2 separate regions of the Homo sapiens genome follow, and region 1 is linked to region 2. The links are chromatin contacts, found by Hi-C or POLR2A ChIA-PET in ENCODE. All regions are on one chromosome and are shown on one strand. Each heading gives the region's core, a stretch centred on a gene start or an enhancer-like site at or near the end of the contact. The rest is flanking DNA. Distances are from core to core; before and after follow the strand shown.

The links. A loop is a pair of places that touch in the nucleus more often than their neighbours do. ChIA-PET counts read pairs that join two places held with the same protein, here RNA polymerase II (POLR2A). Pooled maps may share reads with other maps.
Region 1: a loop to region 2 is called in a map of HepG2, with 5 times the contacts of the local background. The contact joins the promoter of LINC03011 here to the enhancer-like site in region 2. A Hi-C loop is called at or near these places in 2 of 168 maps with a recorded cell type or tissue (HepG2 and K562) and 3 of 50 pooled maps. POLR2A ChIA-PET finds 5 or more read pairs at or near these places in 10 of 52 experiments (BJ, Caco-2, GM12878 and 7 more).

The regions. Positions count from the first base shown.
Region 1 is chr7:66,487,904-66,494,916 of GRCh38, forward strand. LINC03011 (long intergenic non-protein coding RNA 3011) reads left to right here and starts at 5,729. Exons shown (of 2, transcript NR_134573.1): 1 at 5,729-5,834. RefSeq lists enhancers at 3,318-3,923, 5,418-5,627.
Region 2 is chr7:66,434,023-66,441,228 of GRCh38, forward strand. It overlaps the pseudogene RABGEF1P2, the pseudogene LOC124901855 and the pseudogene GRPEL1P1. Among named protein-coding and RNA genes, the nearest start is that of LINC00174, 37 kb to the left of the region's middle. Within about 2 kb of position 5,902, at least 4 of the 41 ENCODE cell types and tissues checked have a DNase peak (open chromatin) inside an H3K27ac peak, as active enhancers do; they include Panc1, where a contact is called at or near this core.

The DNA of each region.
Region 1 (7,013 bases), core at 4,479-6,978, 54 kb after region 2:
ATAGTACTAAATTAACAATATAATAAAAACATAATGGTGGCTCACATCTGTAATCCCACTTTGGGAGGCAGGTGGATCACTTGAGGTCAGGAGTTCGAGGCCAGCCGGGCCTACATGGAAAAACTCTTGTCTCTACTAAAAATACAAAAATTAGCTGGTATTAGCTGGGCATAGTGATGTACGCCTGTAATCACAGCTACCTGGGAGGCTGAGGCAGCAGAATTTCTCGAACCAGGGAGGCAGAGGTTGTAGTGAGCTGAGATAGTGCCACTGCACTCCAGCCTGGGTGACAGAGCAAGATTCTGTCTCAATCAATCAATCAATCAACCAATAAAAACATAAGAAGGAAGCATTTACTATGTATTTATATGCCTGGTATTATGTGAAGCACTTTACTATCTTATCAAATCTTTGGGATAAATCTTCAGTTCTCATGAACACAAAAGAGGATACTAAGGCTCAGAAGGAGAAGAGATGTGGCCAGGCTGTGTCCCCAGAGCCTATGATCTCACCACTAGGTTACAGTGCTTCCAAATAACACGTTATGAGGTTTTTGCTTTAAAATGAACCAATAAAAAACAAAGGCAAAAAAGGCATAAGCTATTAAAAAGTAGGAGAAACACTAAAAGAGCCTTAAGCACATAACTAAAAATATTATGGAAAAGTTATTAATTAATTAGCAAATTTACTCTAATTCTAGACTTTCATTGAGGGGTACGTTATATTACTCATGATGAAGAGAAAATGTTCACTTCAAGTATATTAACATAAACACCATTAATATGGTTTATCATGTTTAAATGTTCACTTAAAGCACTTCAGTTAAAATTCTGCGTATCACACAATTCTATAGCTTGCTAGTAGACTGCAAAGTAAATAGTCATTCAAATAAAAACGGCAAAACACATGATGTTTTTCGCAGGTTGTTGCTATTTTTAGGTAAGCATTTGCTATATACCATCAAAGAGATAACAACAAATTGCTAATTTCTTTCATCATTATATAAAGGTGGCTTTAGGATAGAACAGTATAAGGGCAAAGAAGAATTTGAAATCTAACGTCAACTCGGCAATGCATCAAGATAAAAAGTAGAGACAATAGGGGCATCTTGATGAATATCGAATTTTTTTTTTTTAGACAGAATTTTGCTCTTGTTGCCCAGACTAAGAGTGCAATGGTGTGATCTTGGCTCACCACAACCGCCACCTCCCAGGTTCAAGCAATTCTCCTGCCTTGGCCTCCTGCGTAGCTGGGACTACAGGCATGCGCCACCACACCCGGATAATTTTGTGTTTTTAGTAGAGAAAGAGTTTCTCCATGTTGGTTAGTTTGGTCTCGAACTCCCATCTCAGGTGATCCGCCTGCCTCGGCCTCCCACAGTGCTGGGATCACAGGCATGAGCCACCATGCCTGGCCAAATAACAAATTTAACAAAGCAGATTGAGAGAAACAATTAGTTTAAAAAAATAAAAAATGGCCTGGTGAGTTGGCTCACGCCTATAATCCCAGCACTTTGGGAGGCCAAGGTGGGTGGATCACAAGGTCCAGAGTTCAAGACCAGCCTGGCCAAGATCGTGAAACCCCATCTCACCTAAAAATACAAAATTAGTGGGGCGTGGTGGTGGGCACCTGTAATCCCACCTGCTCAGTAGGCTGAGGCAGAGAATTGCTTGAACCTGGCAGACGGAGGTTGCGGTGAGCTGAGATCACACCACTGCACTCCAGCCTCGGCGACAGAGTGAGACTCCATCTCAAAAAAAAAAAAAAAAAAAAAAAAAAAAAATATATATATATATATATATATATATATATATATGTTCAATTAAATCCCTAAGATCCAGGGATTTGCAATAAGCATGTAAATAAATCCCAAATATTATGCTGAAAGTTTAAAAGAAATGCTAATTGATAATTAGAGAAATACAACTTTTCCTTAGCTTTCTAGTAATCTAGAAACAAAGAATGTTTCTAATATTTAGACAGACACTACAAAGTACCTTACAAGGAGAGACGTGTAAGGATGGCGTGACTCACCAGCAGCCCTGGGCTTGTCCACAGTACCCCCATGATGAACAGTAACTCCACTGTGTAAATGCTCATGAACAAACTATTACAGGACTTTTCCAGTTTAGACACACTGTATTTTCTTTCAGACAATTCTTCAACTTGTTTACATAGATCAGCAATAAGATTATTCCATTTCTCTGAAAATTGACCAAAAGTTGATTCTCAATACATCCCTATGTCAAAGCAGCAATAACATATAATGACTTATTTTCTATATTTTACATCCTAACAGATCATATCATTTTACTGCTTTTGAAAAAATTTTTCCCCTTTTTGGTGGTTCTTAGAATTACTTTAAAGGGAGACTATAAGAGAAGTTTTAAAGTTTAGTACCTCTTTTTAGTCTTTTAATTCTGAAAAGCAGAAGGGCAGAGAAGATCAATCAAATTAAACACAACAGCAGGGAGGCCACAATGAGGTCTCCAGGGGTCTTTTAGCAAACTTCCTAAAACATGTCTCAGCTGTGTGGAAATAAGATTTTACAGTGGTGGTGGTGCAGGCCTGTAATCCTAGCCCTTTGGAAGCAGAGGCAGGGCAGATCCTTTGAGCTAAGGTCAACACAGCAGAAACCCCCCCTCCCCTCCCCGACCCCCCAGTCCCATCCCCGTCTCCACCAAAAATACAAAAGTTAGCCAGGTGTGGTGGCAGACAGCTGCAGTCCCAGCTACTTGGGAGGCTGAGGCAGAATTGCTTGAACCCAGGAGGCAGATGTTACAGTGGGCCGAGACGGTGCCACTGCCAGCCTGGATGACAGAGCAATACTCCGTCTCAAAAAACAAAAACAAAAACACCAGGTTAAGAGAGACCCCAGACCTTACAGATACAAGTTTAACAGGGACCCCAAAGCAAAAAATCCCAACCCTTTTTCTCCCAATCATTGAAACACCAGGAGGGTGTAATAGTTTTGCAGCCTAGCTGTAGTAGGCTGATGCCCCCAAGATGCCCACATCATAATCCCTGGAACCAGTGAACATGACCTTATATGGCAAAAGGGGCTTTGCAAGTATAATGAAGTTAAGAGTCTTTGGCCAGCTTGTCCCCACAGGGTTTATGTACTCACCTGGATCCTTATAAGAGCAGAGCAGGTGATGGAGAGCGGTGGGAGGTGTAGTGATGAAAGCAGGAAACGCGAGTCATTCGAGAAGGGCAGCACAAGCTGAGGAGTACAGGCCGCCTCCAGGGCCAGGAAACGGATTCTCCCGCAGAGCCTGGAAAGGCACTGACCCTGCTCCCACCTTGACTCAGTGGGACTGACTTTAGAATTCTGGCCTTCAGAAATGTAAAGGAATACCTCTATGCTGTTTTAAGCCACTAAGTGTGTGGTAATTTATTGCGGCAGCAACGGGGAACTAGTATTGTAGTGAAGCCTCAATACCCACCTGAAGGGGCCAGGCGCAGTGGCTCACGCCTGTAATCCCAGCACTTTGGGAAGCCGAGGTGGGCAGATTACTTCAAGTCAGGAGTTCCAGACCAGCCTGGCCAACATGGTGAAACCCCGTCTCTACAAAAATTAGACAGGTGTGGTGGCGCATGCCTGCAATCTCAGCTACTCAGGAAGCTGAAACATGGGAATCACTTGAACCCGGCAGGGGGCGGGGGAGGGGGTGAAGGTTGAAGTGAGCCAAGATCATGCCACTGCACTCCAGTCTGGGAGACAGAGTGAAACTGTGTCTCAAAAAAAAAAAAAAAAAAAAAGGAAAAAAGAAAATGGCTTTGGCAGAGGGGCTGGCCAGGCAGTGCCTTCCCTTGGGTTTCTCCTGGGTAGGCCTCTGCCATGAGGAGGCGCTTCCTTCTGCCTGTCCATGGCCCACAGCAAAGGAATGTCTGCTTCTGGGGGTTGGATGGGGGACTGCTGGCAGAACTGGAAACCTTCTTCAGGTGGGTTTTTTTTTTTTTTTTGAGACGGAGTCTCACTCTGTCACCCAGGCTGGAGGGCAGTGACACAATCTCAGCTCACTGCAACCTCTACCTCCCCAGTTCAAACGATTCTCCTGCCTCAACCTCCCGAGTAGCTGGGATTACAGGAGCATAGCATACCTAGCTAATTTTTGTATTTTTAGTAGAGACAGGGTTTTGCCATGTTGCCCAGGCGGGACTCGAACTCCTGGCCTCAAGTGATCCACCTGTCTCAGCCTCCCAAAGTGTTGGGATTACAGGCATGAGCCACCGCCCCCAGCACTCGTCAAGGTCTTTGATGGCAGGTTTTTCCAGGTGATCAGTCCTTGTCTGGTCTGGCTCTGTCCCACTCTCCCTCTCACCAAGTTCGAACCCCTAGCTAGTTTTCAGAGGAGTAGAGTGTGTACCCCAATCCCAACTGGGTATGGTTCAGATCTGCATTTAACTCATGAAGCCTGGCTGCTCCGCAGGTCCTGGAGAAAAAAAGAGTCTCGCTGCAGGTATGATACAGGACAGGCTTGTCCCCAGGACCCGCCTGTCCCCAGGAAGAGGGAAGCCCAATGTCCCACCAGGTTGGCAGGGCTGGGGAAGGGAAAGTGTTATAGTAGCCCCAAGACTAAAAAGAGGCAGCAGAGGGAGCAGGACAGTGCTCCCATGGAACTCAAGCCGCTGCCTGAGTGAGGTGAGGGAAGAGTGCACCCACTGACATCAGGGGGCAGAGAGGTGCGGTTCCAGCGCGGCTTTTCCCCTTGCGTCTTGCCATGTGACTCTGATCCCCTCCAGGTGAGCCTGCCCACTTTGGGCCCAGGGTTGCCGCTGGGGCCTGTACCCAAAAGCAGCCCCCCATGGCCATGACCCCACTCCCAGGAGTGGGGCAGAGCAGGGAGGAGTCCTGGAAAGAGGAGACGCAGGGACAAGAAGGAATGGGCCTCAAACTCCAGGAGGGGGACCTTCTCATGGGTCCTGTTTTCTGGTCTCTCCTCGCTTACCCCTGGGCTGATCACCCTGGGAAGAACTGAGCCAAGGTTTCTCACCCTCAGGTCCAAGGGGTTCAATTACCGGGCCCTTAGGGAGATGCGAGCCCCCTAAAACGATGCAAAGTTCCTGGCCTAATTTTTATATTTTTAGTAGACATGGGGTTTCACCCATGTCTACTGATCGGAATGCCTCGAGCACACAAAATGTTGGAATTTACAGGCGTGAGCCAACGTGCCCGGCCAGCCCTATTTATTTCAGCCTATACATTTTGCACTTGTTAAAAGTATTTGAACATACAATTATCATGTTTTCTTTAAGCAGTCCCTCCCTGTTGTACACTTGGATAGTTTATTTTTTTAGACAAGGTTTACCTCCGTCTCGCAGGATGGAGTGCTGTGATGGGATCATAGCTCATTGCAGCCTTGAACCTTGGGGTTCAAGTATCTGGGAAGCTGAGGTGGGACTACAGAGATGGGGTCGCGCCATGTTGCCCAGGCAGCTCTTTAACTCCTGGCCTGAACGGATCCTTCCGCCTCGGCCGAGCCTGGACATAGTTTTCTAGTTTTGACCCACAGAAACACTGTGCTGGGTCGGAGTTTGTCAACCACCCTTCTCCAGCCAGCAACACACAGAACATGGCGGGGAAGTCGCGGTTACCAGGCTCCACTCCGAGGAAAAACCAGCGCAGCTCCAGGCACTGTAGCGCCACTGTGACGTCGCCGAAGGCCGGCGCTATTACGACGCCGGAAGGCCCGCGCCTGTGACGTCAGCTGAGGCGCGCCCCTGTGATATCTCACAGGCCCGCCCCTTCTGTAGAACCAATCGGAACTCGAGGCGCAGCGGCTGGGTATTCCAGGAGAGCGCATGCGCAGACGCATGGCCACAGACTGCCGGTCAGTGTCAGCAGGCGGTGGGTTAGGGTCCGCAGGCCCAGACCAGGCCGCCGACACCAATAAGCTACAAGGAGGAGCTTTACCGCTGCCTGTACTACTACTGCCTGCGCTACTTCCCAGCCTGCGGCGTAGGGCGCAGCAAGGGCCTGACGCTTAGCGAGCAGGCGCTGCGCACCAAGCGGCTGTCGCCTGGAGGGCACGTTCAGGCAGAAGCTCCTCAGTGGCCACAAGTCCGCTAGCTCCGGCTACAGCCCTTGCCGCACACTCGCGTCACCTGAGCCTGTGTAGGTGCGCCCCCCAACTCCTCCCCCAGCCAGGTCCCGGGGACGCCGGCAGCGTCCCCCACCCCTGGCGCCGCTCATCCTGGGCAGGATCGGCCCCGTCTGAGGCTGCACCGCATTAGGGAGCTGCACCCCTCGGCTTGACCTCTGATGGCCGTTGCAACAACATCAAAGCCTTTGGAACTTTGTAGGGGGTACGAGGGGCTAGGAAACCAAGAAAACATCTTTTTAAAAATATAAGCGATCGGGCCGGGCGCGGTGGCTCACGCCTGTAATCCCAGCACTTTGGGAGGCCGAGACAGGTGGATCACGAGGTCGGGAATTCAAGACCATCCTGGCCAGCATGGTGAATCCCGTCTCTACTAAAAATGCAAAAATTAGCCGGGCGTGGTGGCGGGCACATGTAATACCAGCTATTCGGGAGGTTGAGGCAGAGGCAGACAATTGCTTGAACCCGGGAGGCAGAGGCTGCAGTTAGCCGAGATCGTGCCACTGCACTCTAGCCTGGGCGACAGACCAAGACTCCGTCTAAAAAATAAAAAACTATATATATGTGTGTGTATATATATATATATATATGCGATGGAGCCCGGGAGGTTGAGGTTACTGTGAGCCGAGATTACACCACTGCACTTCAGCCTGGGTGACAGAGGGAGACCCTGTCTCTAAAAAAAAAATATATGCAAGTGAGAGCTTTTCTTCCAGTGCTCATGCTCAGACTGAAGAAAGTTATTGGGCCGGCCCAGTGGCTCACACCCGTAATCCCAGCACTTTGGGAGGCCTAGGTGGGCGGATCCCTTGAGCTCAGGCGTTCCAGACTAGCTTGGGCAACATGGTGAAATTCGGTCTCTACAAAAATACAAAAAATTATCTGGGCGTCGTGGTGGGCGCCTGTAGT
Region 2 (7,206 bases), core at 4,652-7,151:
ACTGTTCCGTATTTTCATTTTTTACCCAAATCTCATCTAGGTGTGATGACTTTCATTTTAGAATATATTAAAAACTCTGCTGGATTTGGAAACATCCCCGCTTCACAAATTCTTGCTTTTTACCCCCTCACACAAAAAAAAAACATATGGTATATTTGTTTCCCTCTTTTTCTATAATAAATAATGTAACACAGTGATTCAAATGATATTTTAAGTGTTTATACTGACCTGCAAAGTATTTTTTTTTTTTTGAGACGGAGTCTCACTCTGTTGCCCAGGCTGGAGTGCGGTGGTGCAAACTTGGCTCACTGAAACCTCCGCCTCCCAGGTTAAAGCAATTCCCCTGCCTCAGTCTCCGAGTAGCTGGGACTACAGGCGTACGCCACCACGCCTGGCTAATTTTTGTATTTTTAGTAGACACAGAGTTTCGCCATGTGGGCCAGGCTGGTCTGTAACTCTTGACCTCAAGTGATCCACCTGCCTCAGCCTCCCAAAGCACTGGGAGTGTGATGACTAGGTTTTCACACTGGGTTTTCATGTGTGAGATATGCCTTGCTCAAACCTTGTTACAGCACTGGCACATTGCCTGTCGGATGTGAAGAAAGACAAAAAAAAGACCCTCATGCACATAACGGTGGAACTTGGCTCTGACAGGGTTCAGCTTGGTGGTGCTTGCTGAACACTTCCTGAATCTGACCTTCACTCATTGTGAGAGTTTCACAGAGGTTCTTCAGGTGATGGTTATTGTCTTTAATTTCTTCTTCTGGAACACACTGTGTTGCCTTCTCCAAAACATCTGCAACCTCTAACGAGTCCTTGCAGAAGCCCTGAATGCTACACATATTTGCCTCCTCCACCAATTTTTGGCTGCTCTGCTGCAAGCCCTCAGTATCTGCCAATGCTTGCTTATCTTCTTCCACAACCTCCTTCAGTTGCTCTTCTAACTTGACTTCTTCCATGAGTATCTTGTCCATAGAGGGAGTATCTGTCCCCCATTTGGTTTGGATCCACATCCTCTTCCAACTGCTGGCAACTGTTCTTTTGTTTTGTAACTGCGTGCGGAACAGAGAAGGCCTGGAGACAATGCCAACACCGGGATACTGTGTGGCACCAGCCTCACGCATGGAGCTGCCACGGCTGCTCCAGGTTGATGATTTAAGTTTCCCCTCGCCTATCACTATATGCCTCTATGACACGTTTTTAATTATTTTTATTCCTTCAGCGTAATTATCAAATACATCTTTCATCTACTTTTCTTCCTTAAGACTTACAGATGCTGAGAGCTCAGAGCTATTTCCACTGCCTCACTTCTCATCCTCAGTGCTTCTAGTTTTAAACTTAGGTCCTGGGTTGCTAGCCCTGCTGAAGTTCTCACAATAAGCCTATTTGCTGGTTAAAGTATGTTTTGGATACATACTTCTGTTCTTCTTATAGTAATTACACAGCAGGGCAAATTAATCCTTGCATAAATATATAGTTTAGAAGAATGGAGTGATTTTAAAATATAGAAGGACACCTATCTTTCTACTTATTCTGGGAAAGATCATGGAAATGAAGATATAGCCATGTCTTAAACTGTGTATTTTTTGTCCTCATTCAGGTACAAGGCTTTAAGTACATAACATATAATCAGTATCTCATTTTTTTTTTTTGAGACAGAGTTTTTTTGCTCCTGTTGCCAAGGCTGGAGTGCAATGGTGCAATCTCGGCTACCTGCAACCTTCGCCTCCCAGGTTCAAGTGATTCTCCCGCCTCAGCCTCCCTAGTAGCTGGGATGACAGGCGCTTGCCACCACGCCCAGCTAATTTTTTGTATTTCTAGTAGAGACAGGGTTTCACAATGCTGGCAAGGGCTGGTCTCGAACTCCTGACCTCAGGCGATCCACCTGCCTTGGCCTCCCAAAGTGCTGGGATTACAGGCATGAGCCACCATGCCTGGCTCAGTATCAGATTTTTACAGAAGGACTGGCTAGAAAAAGACCAATGAAACAAGCAAAAGGTGTTATGTTGTGCTTAACTGCTTCCTGAGAAAAAAGAGCTTATCAGAATGACTATTAAGAAGTCTTGGTGTAGAAACTGAATTGATTGCCATGAATGGAGTATTAAGGGATTAATAAAAATTAAAAAAATAAAAATAACTGAATTGAGAAACCCAAAAAATGGGCACCCCAGCCCATTTTAATAATAATTATTATTTTTATTATTCAAGTTATGTTGTACATACTAGGTTTTAAAATTTAAAAATTTAAAAATTAAGCTTTATTAATTTGGCTCATCAATTTAAATTCTTGCTATGATGATTTGTAAGAACAGAAAAGTAGCTGGTGACAACCGTATGTTCAACATAAAAGGATTTTGTGTAAATGACATAGTTGCCTGTCTCATTTGCAATAGAAATATCTTGTTTAAAGGACCTATAGAGGTACTATAAGAGTATGCATGTTTTAACATTAAATAGCTACTAAGAATAGCAAGAAAGAAAACAGAGCAAAATAAGCTACAGAAAAGTATTAGCAAACAACAGTATTTGCTGAATAGCACTAGGTGCGGTGGCTCACACCTGTAATCTCAGCTCTTTGGGAGGCCAAGTTGGGAGGATCACTTGTAATTCAGGAGTTCAAGACTAGCCTGGGCAACATAGGGAGACCCCGTCTCCACAAAAACTAAAAAACTCAGTCAGACATGGTGGTGTGCGCCTATAGTCCCAGCTACTCAGGAGACTAAGGCAGGAGGATCACTTGAGTCTGGGAGGTCAAGCCTGCGGTGAGCTGTGACTATGCCATTGGGCTCCAGTCTAGAAGACAGAGTAACACCCTGCTTCAAAAAAAGAAAGGAAGGAAGGAAAGGAAAGAAAGAAAGAGAGATGTGTTGCATAGTAAAGCATTACATGGAAATATTGCAGTGGGTATGAAAATTATGTAGGTGCTGAAATTTAAACTCTAAAAACAAAAAACATGTAAGTGTAGATAAAGTGTTTCTTGATAAAGATAAAATGGCTTAAAAATTTTAATGCAGTTCGGAAAAGATTTAATTTTCTAGACTTGACCCATATGCTGAAAAGGCTGCTCACCGCCGGCATATACTGGGATTGGTGAAAACAGAAATTATGTGGGAAAACATGTGGGCAAGAGCAGATCAGTCTTCTGGATCTCAGAAATTTTAGAAAGCATAATACTGTGGGATCCAGTAGGAACAATTATCCGTTTATGGCAAGGCTGCCTGGGCAGTTTTTAAACAGGTAAGAATGAATTCTCATATTGCATAGGCCCTTAGGATGCCATCTAGAAAGTTTAGTTGGTGGGAATAACATGAATTTAAAGTTTTTGAGCAGTTTTGATAAACTGAGTACAAAGGCTATTTTATACTACCACATTCTTCACAACGTCAGAGGAACTGCCCCAAGAAATTTATATGATTACTGATCTGAAGTTAGTTAGGTTAGTTCAGGTGTAAAGAGTGTTTATTTATTTATTTCAAAGGACATTAACTTGCAGCCAAAGGCCAAAAGGGCTTCTCTAGGGACATCCAGTTTAAAAAACATTTCTTTCATATACAATATGTGCAGACTTCATGTTGGTCACTAAAGATACCTGAGATACATGCATAGGACTTGGCCACCTAACCATGAAACACGTAGTGTAGAAATGGAAAATAGGTGGCTTAGTGGCTCTTAAAACAGGAGAAATCTGAGGCCATATCCAGGTCTCTGATATAAACTAGTGATGCCTTACAAATAAACATGGTGATATTTGTACCAGTTAATTACCTCTTTACTTTAGTACACTAATTTAGAAGTCTACTAAATTATTACAGAACAAGAACACATCACACTTCTGAGCAAAAGAAAAACATCAAATCCAAGTTGAGCAATTTTCTAAAACATATTATTATACAGCATATATGCTTAAGTACTACAGTATACATATTCTAAGTTAGTATAGCTATCCCGTCAACATTTCAGGTGGGCTCAAGAATAAATACAAAACCTCAGTTTTTAGTTCTGATAAAAATGAAAGATGTATGTCACATGAACTCCGAATTTTTCCACATTAAGATATCTATCATGGTTCCTAACTTAAAAAAAAAAATCAATAACAGCTCACTTGTTTTAACTCCAAATATTTTACTCTAGAGAGAAAAAATATCTAGAGAAAGACAGCTACTTACTTACACAGTCTAATTACATTTCTGAAGGGCAAGAAAGCAAGCTTTTCTCCTTTACAAACTGAATTCAATATCTAAAAATTATTTCAACACAAGTCCACTGCTTATTAGCCTAGTGATTGCTGACCCCAGCTAGAATATAGCTAAACAGTTAAACACCCTGCTGCTTTTCTAATTTCCTTTTTCTTTCTAAGACTTCCTTACTGCATAGAAGGAACTTTTGGAGCTAATTCTGAGTTTAATGGTTATAGAATGTTACAACAGAATTAATCCCTATTTACAAAATGATTTCCTTTACAGGGAGTCTCATGAATTATTGCCACTGAAATTATGGGTCAGAAATTATGGATAAAAGAAACAGGTGTGGAAGTCACAACTACTTGACATTGGCAAAATCTAGCTGTGTAACCTGGACAAGTCACTTATCCTCTTGGGCTCTCAACTTCCTCATCTATAAAATAAAGGGACTGAAACTCCATAGCTGCTAAAGTCCCTTTCTTGTCTAAATTCTATCTGTCCTTTCTCTAACTGAATGAAAAAATTCAAAATCAAAATACAAAAAACAAAACAGAATTCAACAACAACAACCCTTAAAATTACTGCCACTGGCCTAACAATGGTTGCACAGAGTTAAAGGTCTACTATGGCAGTTTATACTATTTACAAGGTCACAAGTCAAAAAGGCCTGTTACTAAAGCACATAATTCAAGTGGCTTCAAGGTCAGAATTTCCACACAAAGATGATTCAAACACCACTGAGTTGCAGTGGAAAAGTACTAGCCTAAGAGTTGGGTTTTAGCTTGATTCAGAGGCTTTTCTTAGGTAAGTAATTTAACATCTCTTGGTCTTGATTTTCTCAGGCATAAAATGACAAGGTTGCACTATATTATCTCTAAGACCTTTCCTCAAACCAAAACTCTATGTTTCTATGTGATTATTCTCAACCTACCCTTTTGTAATGCATCCCTTCCAAAAACAGCTTGGTCAGTTTATAGATTTCTTGGCCTGTCTTGCAGAAGGTCTTGAGAAATTCTATGAACTCCTTAGACACTCTATCCATTTCAATGCTGGTTTGCCGGTTTATGGAAGGACTGGGAGCTTTTGCTTCCTGAATTTCAGCTGGGAAAATTAAACATAGTAAGTTTCAAGACATAAAAGATCCATGCATGGAATTACTTTAAGTATCTTACCTAAGGTTATTTAAATTATGTTTCATCAAAGTTAAACTTGAATTTAAATCATTTTATGTTTGAGTGGTTGGACAACTTCCCTTAAACTAAATCTGTTTTACAAGTAGAAAGTATGAGTAGACAAAACTACATTATCTAAAAGATATTCCTACTGAAATAAAAGTTGTTCTATTAGTATTTTCTTTGCCAAAATCTATCATGCTTTGATCTATCTATTCAATCATGAACACTGAAATGGCACCACTAGGCTTCTCAAAGACTGCTGGAGTTTATAAAACTAGTCAACAAATAGAATAACAATCAATAGAAGCACTGAAATGTTAGGTACTTATAAATGTCAGACAACCTTTCCAAATCCCATTTTACTTAACAAAAAGGCAAAGGTTAATGTGTTTATGTGGAGACTCACAATTATTTACCCACCATTTCGTTGGTGAGTCATACTGATCAAAGTGAAAGAACGCATCCAAAGTATTAATAGCAAGATGAACACGACAAAGCATAAAATGAAGAGACAAGGGAAACATGCACTACACTATCCCACCGGCTGGGCAGACAATTCTTTCCCCTCTTCAAATAAACACACTGAAAGGAAAATGGAACATTTACACAAGAGAGATAAGGATGTTGTAACAGGCAGTAAGTGCTTTCAGAAAGTATGAACTACCACTTGGTCTCTGACCACATTCTAAGCCTCCTGATTTTGAACTATGCTCTCTAATGTTTATAAGGAATTTAAGTTCCCCATATCCCAATGATTTCCTAAAAATAATTTTTTAAAAAGGTATGTTTTATTTGATTTTTTTTTTTTTTTTGAGACAGAGTACTGCTCTGTCACCCAGGCCAGAGTGCAGTGGCAAGACTTTAGCTCACTGCAACCTCTGCCTCCTAGGTTCAAGCGATTCTCCTGGCTCAGTCTCCAACTAGCTGCAATTACATGCGAGTGCCACCACACCCAGCTAATTCTTGTATTTTTTTTTTGTTTTTGAGACGGAGTCTCGCTCTGTCGCCAGGCTAGAGTGCAGTGGTGTGATGTCGGCTCACTGCAACCTCCACCTCCTGGGTTCAAGCGATTCTCCTGCCTCAGCCTCCCAAGTAGCTGGGACTACAGGCATGTGCCATCATGCCCAGCTATTTTATGTATTTTTAGTAGAGATGGGGTTTCGCCATGTTGGTCAGGCTAGTCTCGAACACCTGACCTCAGGTGATCCGCCCGCCTCAGCCTCCCAAAATGCTGGGATTACAGGCGTGAGCCACCGCATCTGGCCAGAAAGTATGTTTTAAAGATATTAACCTACCTATTCTACAGTTTCTTAAATTTTTTTTTTTTTTGAGACGGATTCTCACTCTGTCACCCACGCTGGAGCGCAGTGGATCTCAGCTCACTGCAACATCTGCCTCCCAGGTTCAAATGATTCTCCTGCCTCAGTCTCTCAAGTAGCTAGGATTACAGGCATGCCCCACCACGCCCAGATAATTTTGTATTTTAGTAGAGACAGGGTTTCACCATGTTGACCAGGCTGGTCTCAAACTCCTAACCTCAGATGATCCTCCTATCTCAGCCTCCCAAAGTGCTGGAATTACAGGTACAAAACACTGCGTCTCGCTCTCAGAGTAATTCCTTATAATCTTTGATCTTCAGGAGTTTTTTGTTTTTTTTTTTGAGACGGAATTTCACTCTTGTTGCCTACACTGGAGTGCAATGGCGCGATCTCAGTTAACAACCTCCACCTCCTGGGATCAAGCGATTCTCCTGCCTCAGCCTCCCGAGTAGCTGGGACTACAGGCATGTGCCACCACGCCTGGCTAATTGTGTATATTTAATAGAGAAGGGGTTTCTCCATGTTGGTCAG